Linked DNA regions of Homo sapiens: region 1 is linked to region 2. The links are chromatin contacts, found by Hi-C in ENCODE. All regions are on one chromosome and are shown on one strand. Each heading gives the region's core, a stretch centred on a gene start or an enhancer-like site at or near the end of the contact. The rest is flanking DNA. Distances are from core to core; before and after follow the strand shown.

The links. Hi-C counts contacts between places; a loop is a spot of excess contacts on that map. Pooled maps may share reads with other maps.
Region 1: a map with no recorded cell type shows a loop between it and region 2 (8-fold over the local background). The contact joins the promoter of SCIN here to the enhancer-like site in region 2. A Hi-C loop is called at or near these places in 6 of 37 single-sample maps with no recorded cell type and 4 of 50 pooled maps.

The regions. Positions count from the first base shown.
Region 1 is chr7:12,566,728-12,573,227 of GRCh38, reverse strand. SCIN (scinderin) reads right to left here and starts at 2,508. Exons shown (of 16, transcript NM_001112706.3): 1 at 2,243-2,508. The coding sequence starts at 2,441. It overlaps LOC107986768, which reads left to right. Exons shown (of 3, transcript XR_007060635.1): 3 at 1,847-6,500. RefSeq lists an enhancer at 5,940-5,989.
Region 2 is chr7:13,055,556-13,061,947 of GRCh38, reverse strand. It overlaps LOC105375158 (a long non-coding RNA gene), which reads right to left. Exons shown (of 3, transcript XR_927044.3): 3 at 1-566. Among named protein-coding and RNA genes, the nearest start is that of ARL4A, 370 kb to the right of the region's middle. RefSeq lists enhancers at 3,958-4,017, 4,148-4,247. Within about 2 kb of position 4,292, at least 3 of the 41 ENCODE cell types and tissues checked have a DNase peak (open chromatin) inside an H3K27ac peak, as active enhancers do.

The DNA of each region.
Region 1 (6,500 bases), core at 1,259-3,758, 490 kb after region 2:
TCAATCTGTCTCTCTGATGAATCCTCATGGATTCATCCTAATTTAGGTCTTAGACTACACTATTTTGGATGAAATTCTGTTTTCTTAGGGAACTGAAGTAGGAAGAGCTGTTGGGCAATCCCATCTGAAAGTCCTGTTGACTATTTTACTTGAAGCTTTTTTTCTCTCCATAATTCTCTCTTGACACAAGAACACTTCCAAGTACTCTCATTTTTTTTTTCTCTAAAGGCTTCTGTTTCCCAATAACCACAGAAACTTTGTGCTTTCACAGTAATTATCACATTCTACCTGTGTTATATCACTTTTTGTCTTTTTGCACCTTTGAGGTGATGAACTTTTAGAGAAGTTTCATTAATTATTCATATCCACAAGTGCCTTGTACAGTACTGGCCATATTGAATAATTACTGAATGAATTTGCTTGTTATTAACATGTTATTGACTTCAGTTTTAGCATGTCTTTAAGATTATAAATGTTTCTGCCCAAACCATTTTCTATTATATTTTTGAAATTTATGGGCATCAAGTGGATAATTAAGTAGATAATTAAGTGAATAAGGTGAATCTGTAAACCCTACAAAATATAGTAGTTAAGAGGACAACTTGGATAAAAATGTATAGAATTAAAGAATTGTGTTCAAATCTCCCTTGCGGTCATCTGACAAAGTCAAACTTAACTGCTGTCTACAGTAAGATATGGCATTATTTCACATTTTAATTTACTCAAATGGCAAATGTGGCATTTCAAACACTTTCATTCATGCTAGATTTAAGTTCTGCATGGAAAGTCCTCTGTAAGGACATCATTATTCTATCTGGCATCATTCATTCTTGAACATGGGTTATAAAAGTTTCAGTCTTTTCTGGCAGAAAATACAAATAGATGACTGTGTATTACAACATTATAATAGGAATAACAGCAATGCATCAAGAAGCCAAAATGTGTTCAGAACTCAGGCTGAGCCTTCTCTGCCTCCTCAAGCTAACACAAATTTTTGACTCCAAATGTTATAATTAAAAGTCTTATCTTCATCTACGTATTTTTCATTTCTCATTTCTCAAATGCCTGTTCCAGGTGTTTGCCAATGTTTAGACAGTCACTACTCAATGTTTTCTATTATTTTGTTTCTTAAAATCTTCAAATGTTGGAAATTACAGTGTTGGCTTTCAGGGACTCAAAAATGTGTAAGTGTGTGTGGTTTTGTGTGTTTTCCTCCTAAGCTCAGGGATAAAACTAAACAAACACGAGTACTGGGCAGGCTAGCTAGTTTTAAAAGAAGGCAAAAAGGCTCAGAGAATCGGCATGTTGTTAGACAGGGTGTGCCCACTGGCACAAGACCTCCTGGGGAGAGGCTGGACATTCAGGATGTTTATGAGTAAAAGTAGAAGGTGGAAAAAGAACACACAAGGCCCAGTGTCCTGACAGCCTGGCACGAACGCAGCTCAAAATAATTACTACTGCTGAAGGAGCCGTTTCTGTTCCATCTTGTGTCCTTGCTAAAATAAATAATAAATAATAACAATAAAGCAGTCTACATAAATATATGAAATACCCATATAGAGCTATTTATTTGTATATAAAATATCTGTATTTTTTTCTTACTTCTATCTGAGGACGCCAGCTTCCGAATGAAGCGGAGTTTTTGTCTACCAGACCCACAAGCAGCATGGTGCGGGTAGAATCCTGTTTTAAAGAAGCCCAGAACAATAATTCCCGCAATCATAGAGAAAATAAGCCAGTGCCCGAAAGCAACAAATAAAAATAATGTGTGAAGAAAAAGAAAAGGACTTCTTCCTAGCGGCGGCAGATGCCCCCAGACTTTATGACTTCCTCTCCATCCCGACAGGGAAAGCAGGACTGAGTTTGTCGGAAGGTGAGCGGGGCTTGGCCAGAGACGGTGTGCGCTGAGGCAGCGGCCCTGGACAAGAGTGGCGTTTGGATACTTGACGGTGAAAGGGGAAGAAGCCAGTCACCAGCTCCAAAGTCCAGGAACTACACCTGGCAAAGGTCAAAGCCTGCGAGGTAAGTCAATTGCGGACAACGCCTGAGCCCCGCGTTTGCAGCCGGCGAGTTGACTTCGGTAGGGAGAAAGTGGCCGGCCCCAAAGGGCAGCCCCGTGGGGGCGCGAGTGGCTAGCTCAGTTTGCGGTCCCCTTTACTCCCACGCCTGCAAATCTCAGACCCCTACGCCCTCCCCTCGCCGGCCTTGGTGCGTCGGGGTCCCGCCGCCCGCCGTCCCTTACCGAGCCAGAAGTGCAGGTGGTAGGTGAAGCCTCGGCTCGTCTTGGCCGTGTGCAGCACCAGGTAGGCATCCCCGACGTAGAAGTCGCCGTGAGCGCTCTGGGGCACGGGCACCAGCTCCAGCTTCTCAATCCTCCAGACCTGCAGCCCCGCCTGCTTGCCCGCCCGGGCGAACTCTTCGTGGTATAGCTCCCGCGCCATGGCTCCTGCACGCGATGCTCCGGGGGACGCGTGATATCGCTGATCTTGGACTAAACCGAGAGCAGCAGGAGGAACCTTATTCGCCGCCACTTTATAGTGTTTGCCATCCGGGGAGGCGGCGCCCTGAAACGGGAGGGGCTAAGTGCCCAGGCGCGAGTTGACAGAGGAGACGATCGCTTCCCACGGGGAGCGCAGCGCTGGCTTCCAAGCTCCCACGCCTTGCCCCAGGCCAGGAGCGGAATCGGCGTCCCAGAAGTCTTGAGATTCAGAGGGAGTTTATAGTAACTCGTGCCAATGCCTCCTCCAAGGAAAGACATTTTCTCTAGCAATAGACGAAGAACATTAACGGTTAAAACTGCTTGGCACTCCTTTGTGCATACCCATCACTACCGTCCTGCATATTTCCCCTTCTCTCGCTAATCCTCTTATTTCTGGATCTCAGTTGTGCCTGGCAGGAGGGGTGAGGTGAGGAAAGAGCGCGCCAGCCCTGCAGAGTTGAGTCAGCGTTTACTCGGGTGGAGCAATACCTGTTCTTTCTGGCCCTCTAGAATAATTCTTAGAACAAGGCTTCCTCTGCTAATAGCAACACCTGCCGTTAGGCAGCAGAGGAGTGTGCCACATTAGCATGCTGGAATAATTTTAATACATCCTTCTTTAAAAAATGGGCTTTTTGAGTAACAAGCATCCTAATGATCAATTCTGTCATTTCATTGGGCAATCTCTGCATTCCTGACGACCAAAGTTTCTGTCTCGATCTTCCAGTTTGAAAATACCATGAAAAACAGCATGTCAGATTTCTTGGACAGGAAGAAAACCTGGAAGAATGGCAGTATTACCCCAGGTGACAGAGCTCTGTAAATCTCAGAGTTCAGGAGCTGTGGTTGAGCTCTCTTAACACCTGCTTCCTTTGGCCAAGAAAGATGAAAACAACAACAAAAACCCAGCAGCCGCCGTCCTGAGATGTTCTCTGCAGGGCTGTTTGTGGCTGTAATTTTATGCTTGGCCGGACTTCTGGGTTACCTGTTACCTAGCTTCAAGGTGATAATTTTCTTTGTTTTACCTACAGGTTTTGCTTTTGCAGCATGGCTAAAACACTATGGAATACAGATGGAAATTTTACTCTTGATTTGGCATTCATTTAACAAGCTGGTATAGCAAAGGATTCTGTTACTGAAAAAGGCAAATCACTCAGGATGTATAGAGTAAGAAAGCTGAATTTCATGCATGTAAAATTGTTTTCATTCAATTTCTCAAATTACATGAATCCCTGGAAGGTCAATAATAATGCAAAATTAGATTTTTTTCCTTAATTAAATTATGTTTTTAATAGGTTATTACATGACCATGGTAAAAAAATTAAAAGTACAAAATGTGTGCAATAAAAAATTATCTCCATTTCACCCTGCCACCCAGTTGCTTTCCCCAAAGGCAATTACGTTACCAGTTTCTTATGTATTTTTCCAGGCACTCAAATTTTGTCAACAAGAATATAGGTAATGTAGTTATTTTAAATTTTTAACAGAAAATGTAACATATAACCTTTTCGAATCCCCCCCCGTGTGTGTGTGTGTGTGTGTGTGTGTGTGTGTGTGTGTGTGTGTGTCTGTGTATCAACACACAGTACTCATAGAGCTACCGGTTTTTACTGACCATATGGTATTCCACTTTATAAACATACTAATTTATTTTGTCTATCTCAGTTCATAGTGTAGGGGCCAAGGGAAAACTTCCCCTCTACCCTCTGAAGTTTCACTGAAAAATCAAGTCACAAAAGGCAGATTAACAGGACAAATGGCATACAAATTTATCAGCGGGCATGGGGGAGAATCACAGAGTGATTGGCCAATATCCCAATGAGGTACAGAGGGTTGTACCTCCTTATTAGAGGAAAGGCAGATGGGTGATGTATGGGTGATTTGGGGGGTTAGAAAATGATTTTTAGGGGAATTCAATGTGTTTGAAGAACATACAGTGGCCTGAGACAAAGTATGTTAAGCCTGCAGAGCTCTCCGTGTGTGTTGACAGACTTCAGTCTTTCTTTCTGCAATATGAGTTCAGTTTGTGGAAAGTCAGGGAAGAGACCAGAGGTAACTGTTTTCTTCTTTGGCAAGTCGAGACTTTAGGCAGATAAGGGAACTTCAGAGAATACCTTCATTCTGTGCTTTGGGAAAGAGAGGATTGGTGAAGGAAGGTCAAAGAAAACTTAAGCCTTCTTCATTTCAGCATGTCAAAGTGTCACATTTTGTGGTATTGGTTTCTGAGCCCCAACACTAGGCATTTAAATTTTGTGTATATTTTGCCAATACAGTGTTACAAATAGCATATTGAACATACTTTATTATGCATTCGCAGTATTATAATTGAGATAAAACCCTGGAAATATAATTGGTTGGGATTAAATAGCTTTTATGTAGTGACGATAATTATGAAACCAATTACTACCACTTACTGATCTTTGACAATAACAGGCTATAGTACACATTACCTTGATTCAATTCCTGCTTTCATCCTTAGTTCTGAGACTTTCAGGAAGTTACTTAACTACACACAGCCAGCCTCATGTTCCTCATCTCTAAAATGGGAAAATAATAATATTTGCCTTATAAGATTATTTGGTTTAAATGAGTCGACACATATAAGGTATTTGTGTCTGTTACACAGAAAACACTCAATAATTAGGAACAATTTTTATGTGGTGGTGAGCTTCCTTTTGCTCCTTTAGATATCTTCTCTATCCTGCACCCTTCCACCTTCCCTTGAGGTTGATCTACAAGAGCTAAATCAAGTGGGCTCTGATGTCCTCTGGCTTGAGGCTTGGTTGGAGACCAGAGGGAGAAAAGAGAGTGAGGCTGGAGTATTTATTTCCTTGGCTCCTTCAGCAAAAAGTCACTGTTCTTTTAAAGGCGAATAACTGTGTCTGACTTTTTGTCTCCTGTTGGGTTATAGCAACTCTCCCCTCACATGTTTTATTCCTTTTGTTTTCTCTGCCTCTGTTCTTTTGTATATAGCTTCCTAAAAATCTCCTGGAATTTTCCTATTTTGCATGCATGCTCTGTTGTAAGTTGAGATCCTGATGGATAAATTTTATTAGCTACATTCTTTTTTTGTCTCCTGACCAAAACAGTGAGAGGTGGATATGAAGCCTCATTTTATTGATGAGGGAACTGAAGCTTTGGAGTTTGCCGTAGGTCAGTCACCCAGCTGATGAGTAGCCAAAGGGAATTCAAGTTCTCTCTCTCATTCAAAAGTACTTGCTCTTCCCAAAAACGTATTCTTTCAATCTAAATTATTTGGCCAGGTGTTTTTCCCTGAAGCATACTTTATAATTTTATTTTCTTCAAGGTTGTATCTAGAGAAGCTTCTGATCTAGTATGTCCCATGCAGCACTAAGAAACTTAGTTTTAACTTTGAGCCATTAGGTCTCAGTTTCCTTATCTGTAGACTGAAATCATGTGTTCTCTTCCTCCTGACGAAAAAAAATATAAGAACTGGTGCTCTAGACTTAAGATAATTTAAAAACCAGAGGTGTCTCAATTTCAGTTTCAATTTCAGTGATCATTTCTTTGTTGAAGAAATAAAAAGAAGCTTTGGCATAGATGAAAGTGAAATTCCCTCTAGGTTAGGCCAGAGCTAGTGTGAGGCAAGTAAGACAGATGCCTAGGATGTAAAAGTTAAAGAGGCACAAAAAACAACAACAAAGTAGCATTCAAGATAAATACTATTTTAAGGTGATATTTTAAAGCTCAAAATTAATGCAAAATATCATGATATAACATTTCAAATAGAGACAGGATTGTTAATAGTGCTGTACAGGCTGAGACAAAGGAAAAGTACTGATCCTTCCACTACTTAAAACTTTGGGCTGGGCGCGGTGGCTCACCTGTAATCCCAGAACTTTGGGAGGCCGAGGTGGGCGGATCACGAGGTCAGGAGACCGAGACCATCCTGATTAACACGATGAAGCCCCGTCTCTACTAAAAATACAAAAAATGAGCTAGTTGTGGTGGCAGGCGCCTGTAGTCCCAGCTACTCGGGAGGCTGAGGCAGGAGAATGGTATG
Region 2 (6,392 bases), core at 3,043-5,542:
TTTTCATAAAGTGCTGAAAGACCTTCAAAATAAGCCTCTCAAGGTTGTATTATGGTAAAACTGCTGGTTAGGATGATGAAACAAGGCTTTTTGACCTTAAACACATCACAGCTTCTCTTAAGGATCCTAAGTACACCGTGGCTGAATAAGAATGGACTTTTCCATTGCCCAGATAATGGGACCTGGAGCCCCTTGAGCTGAGCCCCTCATAACGTAGCTGGAACAGCTGCAATGTAAAATCAAAGATACTTCTGTGCTTATAATTGTGACAATCTCTCTACTAAATAATTAAAGGATTCCATACCAAGAACAAGGACACATAGGGAAGGTGGCAAAGACCAATATTTGATATTTTTCCTACTACTCTAAGTAAACCACAGAGAAATTGTTAATTACCTTTCATATCAATTAACAGTATAAGCCAGAATAAATATGATTTTCTGACATTCTGAAACAATGAAAGAATGACAAGCTTCTACATCGTTAATAAGTGTTTCTTGATAATTTTCCATGTATTTCTCTTTCATAATCTTCGACATTTCTGAAAATGGATATGGCTCTTTTGCCTAAACATAAGAATGCATAGAGAGTAAACAGAATTACAAAACCTCCAAGTTGAAAGTGACCTTTCAGGTAATTCAAGAACATGACTAATATTTCAATTTCCACCAAAACAATCCTTAGAGTAGTTGTTCAAGTCTATATTTGAATGCCTTTAATGGAGAAACTACTTCTATCTTTTAATCTTTTTTCATAAGACATACAGATTTTTTTTTTCTAAATTGTCTTCAGGCGAAAACAAGACTTTTAATCCCACTGTACTTACACGAGTGTTATCATGAAGCTCTGCGAATGCTGGCATCTGCACACTTAGCATATGCCTTCAATAAAGACTTTGACATTAAGAAGAGGCTCACACACACATATCTGGTTTTATTTTTACTTTCAAAGTCATTTCTTAAAAAGTATAGTAACCTATACTTAGGGCAACTGCATATCTCAGTTTGCCCCAGACAAGAACAAGTTACGCCTTTTTTTTCCCATCAGAGTAATTATCACCAGTGTCGCTTCACTTTCAAAATGGTCTCACTTAGACAACACATTAGATAGGCTCACCATACATATAAGGTTATTTATTCTCCCCAGCCTAGTCTGTCGGCACTCTTTATAATAAATAAGAACTCAGTGGCTCGTCCTTTTAAATTTCAGAAGTATTGACATCCATTATGATTTCCACTCATATGTTTTTCTCCTAATTCTCTAAACCAATGTCTATATAATTACATCTAAAATCTAGCAAACTTCTGCTTCAACAATATGGTAGATTAGATATTCTGCACAACCCTCCAATGAAACAATAATGCAGTATAAAATATATATTTAAAAAGTCATTCTAAATGCAACACTGAACTGACATCAAAGTATGAAAAACACAGAGCTTCAAAATGAAGTACAACCCAGAACGCTGAGATGTAACCTAGTGTCAAATACTCTTTCACCCTTAAAGTTTCTGCTAGACCCTGCCAAGTGGATTTTGGTAACTTACAGAAGGTAAAGCCCTGGACCTGCAAAATGCTGACACATCAGTGATCTAAGAAACAAACACTGGGTATTCAAGTTACTATTATTTCAACTTTTCTCTAGGTTGAAACATTAAAAAAAACTAAAAAGTTGTAGAGAAAAGTTCACACACAGGCAGACTGGATATTAAGGTGATAGTTACTTTTGGGAAGAAGTGAAGAAATGGGCACCGGGAGGTTCCTGACAAAGTCCCATTATTTTACTTGAATGATTAGTGTCTTTAGCTTTTAATAATTCATAAGGTCAATTTTTGACTTAACACACTTTTCTACAGGTAACTTATATTTCCATAAACATTTTTCAATGTCAAAAATATTGAAATAACGTGGCCTTTATTTGATAGTTTTCCCCAGTCTCTGACACAATTTCTTTTCTGGAGAAACTATCTATAAATCAAGTCTTAAAGAATCTTCACACATAAGTTCTCAAGGAAAATGAGAACTCAGAGTCTTGAAAATTTACAAACACAGCAGGAAACTAAGCACCATAAGAAAAAAACAACTAAAACAAAAAGCCAATGATACAGACTCTCACAATTTAGACATAAATTGTTAGACATAGATTATAGGTATGATTTATATATCTGAAGAAATAAAAGATAAGCTTGAAAATATAATCAGCAAAAGGGGAGAGTTAAAAAATAAATTACATATTATATGTAATATAATATGTATATTATATATTATAAATTATATATTACACTTAAAATAGCATATATATTTGTACACATGATAAATATAAAGACTCAAATAAAGATTTTAAAAGATGTTTATTCCAGCTTTTTAAAAAAACTGAATTACTAGAAACTAAAGAAACTAAATTGCTATAGTTATTGGAATTAACATTAATATGCTAGAAGATTATTTCTAGGAGGTTAGTCTGAAAGATGAAGGGAAGAGGACTTTTACCTATTTCCATATTACAAACTAAAAACAATTACATAATGCAGAACAATTTTAGCTTCCATTTTGTGTGCCTCTTACTTCTTGAATATATTCTCTTAAGAAGTGAAATCTAGAAAAAAATTATCAAATTGTAGAAAGTCCAGGAGGATCTGGCCTAAGAAAATATCACTGGACTTGGTGATTCACTGGACAAATGGAAGAAATAAAATTGCAGTGTTAGAATATGCTGAGAGGAGGTGGAAGTAGCATGTAGAGGCCATTCATGTATGAATAACTATTCATGAAAGGATAACTTGATGATTGATAAAGACAATAAAACCAAGTGACCTTTTAAGAGGCTGGTATATTTCAAAATTGAAGGAAGAATCCTAGACGGGAGATTTTTGAGGATTATGAAAAGAAAAGGAAAGACTGACAAGAAAGTAATGGATGAGAAGAATATAAAAATATGGCAAGACAAAGCTTGGAAATAAGGGTGAAGAAAACTTTCTCTAAAATGAAAGGAAAGAAAAAGATAATGGAAGAAAGATATGAAAGTAGAAATAAACAGAACTAAATGAGGTGTAGTTTAAGGTTTGTGGCCTCAATCTTCTCATTATGTAGATAAACAGGAAAGTCATTCTGGGAAAAAGCAGAAACTACGGTTTGATGGAGCCAATTTTTTCTTGGTAAGTAGGTAATGGTGATCCCAGGCACTGACGTAAGTGATCAATGCCCTGTGAGGCTGTTCTAGGCTCAGAAGAAACATATCCTTAAATGATTAGCTCTGTATAATCATTAGACTGCACACTTACAATATCTATATTGAATTTTCTGTTTTTCCTTATCACCAGGCAAGGAAACAAATCATCTGTTTTTTTGTTTGTTTGTTTGTTTTGAGGTGGAGTCTCGCTCTGTCGCCCAGGTTGGAGTGCAGTGGCGCAATCTTGGCTCACTGTAACCTCTGCCTCCTGGGTTCAAGCAATTCTTGCGCCTCAGCCTCCCAAGTAGCTGGGACTACAGGCACGCGCCACCACACCCAGCTAATTTTTGTATTTTTAGTAGAGACTGGGTTTCACCATATTGGCCAGGCTGGTCTCAAACTCCTTACCGCGTGATCTGCCCCCCTCGGCCTCCCAAAGTGCTGGGATTACAGGCGTGAGCCACCACAGCTGGCCCACATCATTTGTTTTACGAAGGCAAATTAATGAGATAATAAACAAGATAGACAAATAACACTGCCAAGTTCTTTTAAAGATAAAGTAAGTACCGCCATGGCGAATGAGACAAGTTATTGTGCGAGTGGAGAACAGAGAGCACATGGGGGGAGAAAGAAAGATGAGAATTAAAGAGAAGCAAGAAGGTCAGAGACAAAGACATGAAGAGAAGCAGAAGGAGAGGGAAATAGAAAAGTGGAAACTGTTGACTAGAAGACCCACATGAGGAGAAGCAGAAAGAAGGAGGAGGAACAACAGAGAAAGAAAAAGAAGAAAACTGCAATGAGTAAAACCAGGGAGCACAAATTGATAGGGAAACAGTAACAGCTGAGCAAAGTGAAAGAGAAAGGACAAAAAAGGAAATGAGTTGATATTTATAGAATGCTTACATTTTGCCTTAACTTTCATAAAAAAATCTATGAGGTAGGTGCTATGATGTCTGCATTTTATAAAGTTCTCATGCACGGAGAGAAGAATTCACTTTCTAAGTTTACAAACCATTATAGAATATGTAAATTTAGGTCGTTGGATTTCTGTGTTTTTAACCAATAATGTCATACTACAAGAAGCAAGGGGATGAAGAAAAAGGAAGTGAGACAAAATATGACTTTTGTTGTTTTCTTGGACTGGAAGCAGTTTGCCTCTGCACAAACTCCTGCCCTTTTCACATCTCATAAGCCTGTCCATCTTTCCACGCTCGTCAGTTCTTCCTTTTCAGTGACTAACAAACTTTTATCTATAAGCGGAAGATCAAATCCTGTCCAAAAACCAGACCAGGAAACTCCCTGGAAATGAAGACAATAACCAAGTTAGTTTCTTGGAAGCTAATGATAATTGTCCTTCTTGGTTCTAACGAACCTCACTTTCGTTTAATCAAGCCCTGTTCAGGTTTAACTGGGAAAGATTTCATGACTGCTAAGGCCAGTGCAAATTTTGATGTCTAATTTCCACATTATATTTATGTTTACTAAACTGACAAGCAAATAACCTAACAGGTTCAAGTCTTTATGAATAATAAAGGATGCATTAAAATCTTAGGTATCATTTTGGAGGAAACTGATAAAATAGTTGAAGCAACGCTTATATGACCACAATGGTTATGACATTAAGGATTTTATAAAATAGGCTTTTTTTCCCTCAGAAGAAAGAATAATTTGGAAAAGACTGAAAATAGCCTGCTAGCAGATTCTAACAATCTCAATCCCAGTAAAGCAGAGATTTGGTTATAGAAACAAGATGAAACTGCTTGACCACATTCTCTGCTACTGTTGCACTGGGATTACCTGATTATTGAGCAGGGTTTGATCACTACTTCTCACTGACAGCTTCCCAAAATTAACATGAAAGAAACAATGACCTGATATTCTAGCTAAACTGTATCTTAGCTGTAATATAAACTTCTTTTATTTATTATCTCGATTAGAGTTTGAATATATTATCAATTATAGGTCCTTTGCTTTTCTTGTTGGTCTCTCTCTCTCTCTTTAATATACACACAAACACACACACATTATTCTTCACACATTAGCCTAGACATCAGCAGATTTGATGGGTGCTTTCAATGTTTTGTTTCAAATTATTATTCTAGATAATTCCAGTTTACAAAGAGAACTGAAAATACAGACTAACTGAAAATCCCTTGGACGACCAAATTAATATACATATATATTGCAAAAGCCAGTTTCAGCCTTCCCACTCAAGGTTAGGTATCTGGGATTATTTATTGCATTTAGTATCAGATTATTATATTGATTAGACCTACGGAGTTTAGTATTTTGCCTACTCAACAGCATCTCAATAAACAGCCTATCTTCTAAATAATATCCAGGATCTATGTTGTGTAAGGAAAAATGAAAACGAAAAAACACTCCTATCAAAATGAACCTAAATATAGGAAATTGTTGGACTGACACAGTTATGTACTGTATGGGTTAGCTGCCTCTTGATTCTCAGCTTTATTTCTATCCTATGCTTCCTGTGTAACTCAGGAGGCTAGAAAGGTACACACTACATTTCCCATTTGCTGGGAAACTCTTGGTTAGTTTCTACAAGTGGTCGCTCTGACAGGAAGTAGGAAGACAGACAGAAGCAAGATTTTTGTTCTGCTTTTCATAGCCTTGCAGCACAAGCAACAGCAATAACAGATGGCTGTGGACTACTGTGGGCAAATGTGGGTCTAGTAACAACTGCAAGTGACTGTTGGCTTTAGAATTTTTGCTGATTAGCTGCATCAGGAGGCTAAGATTTTATTTAGTAGCATCAATAAGGTTCCAGCAGCAACACTAAAAACAACAGTCATACTGCTTGCTAGCAGATTAGCACACAGTGAGTTTGTAAGTTCCAGCCTACTGGTTCTCTCCCGCCTAAAATTAGGCTTGGTTCTAGGGATCAGAACAGGGCTCTATGGAAATTTAATAGCCCCTATCATAGGTAGAGAAAACTAGATATGGCTTAACATTCACAAGTATTTGTTAATATGTTTTTCTACACAATGGTAATCCAGCTCTTTCATAGCTGACTTGGGGTAAGAGTGTAGCAGACGATGATGATACCTGAGATCATGATTATGGATCAGGAAGGTGGAAAAGGAATAGCCTCAGGAAGCAGCAGGCATAAACGAGATAGAATAGGAAGCAGAAACCTGAAGCAACACCGAAGAAGGAAAAGAACAACTAATTGGAGTTTTGCATAATAAGTTGGAAACTATCTA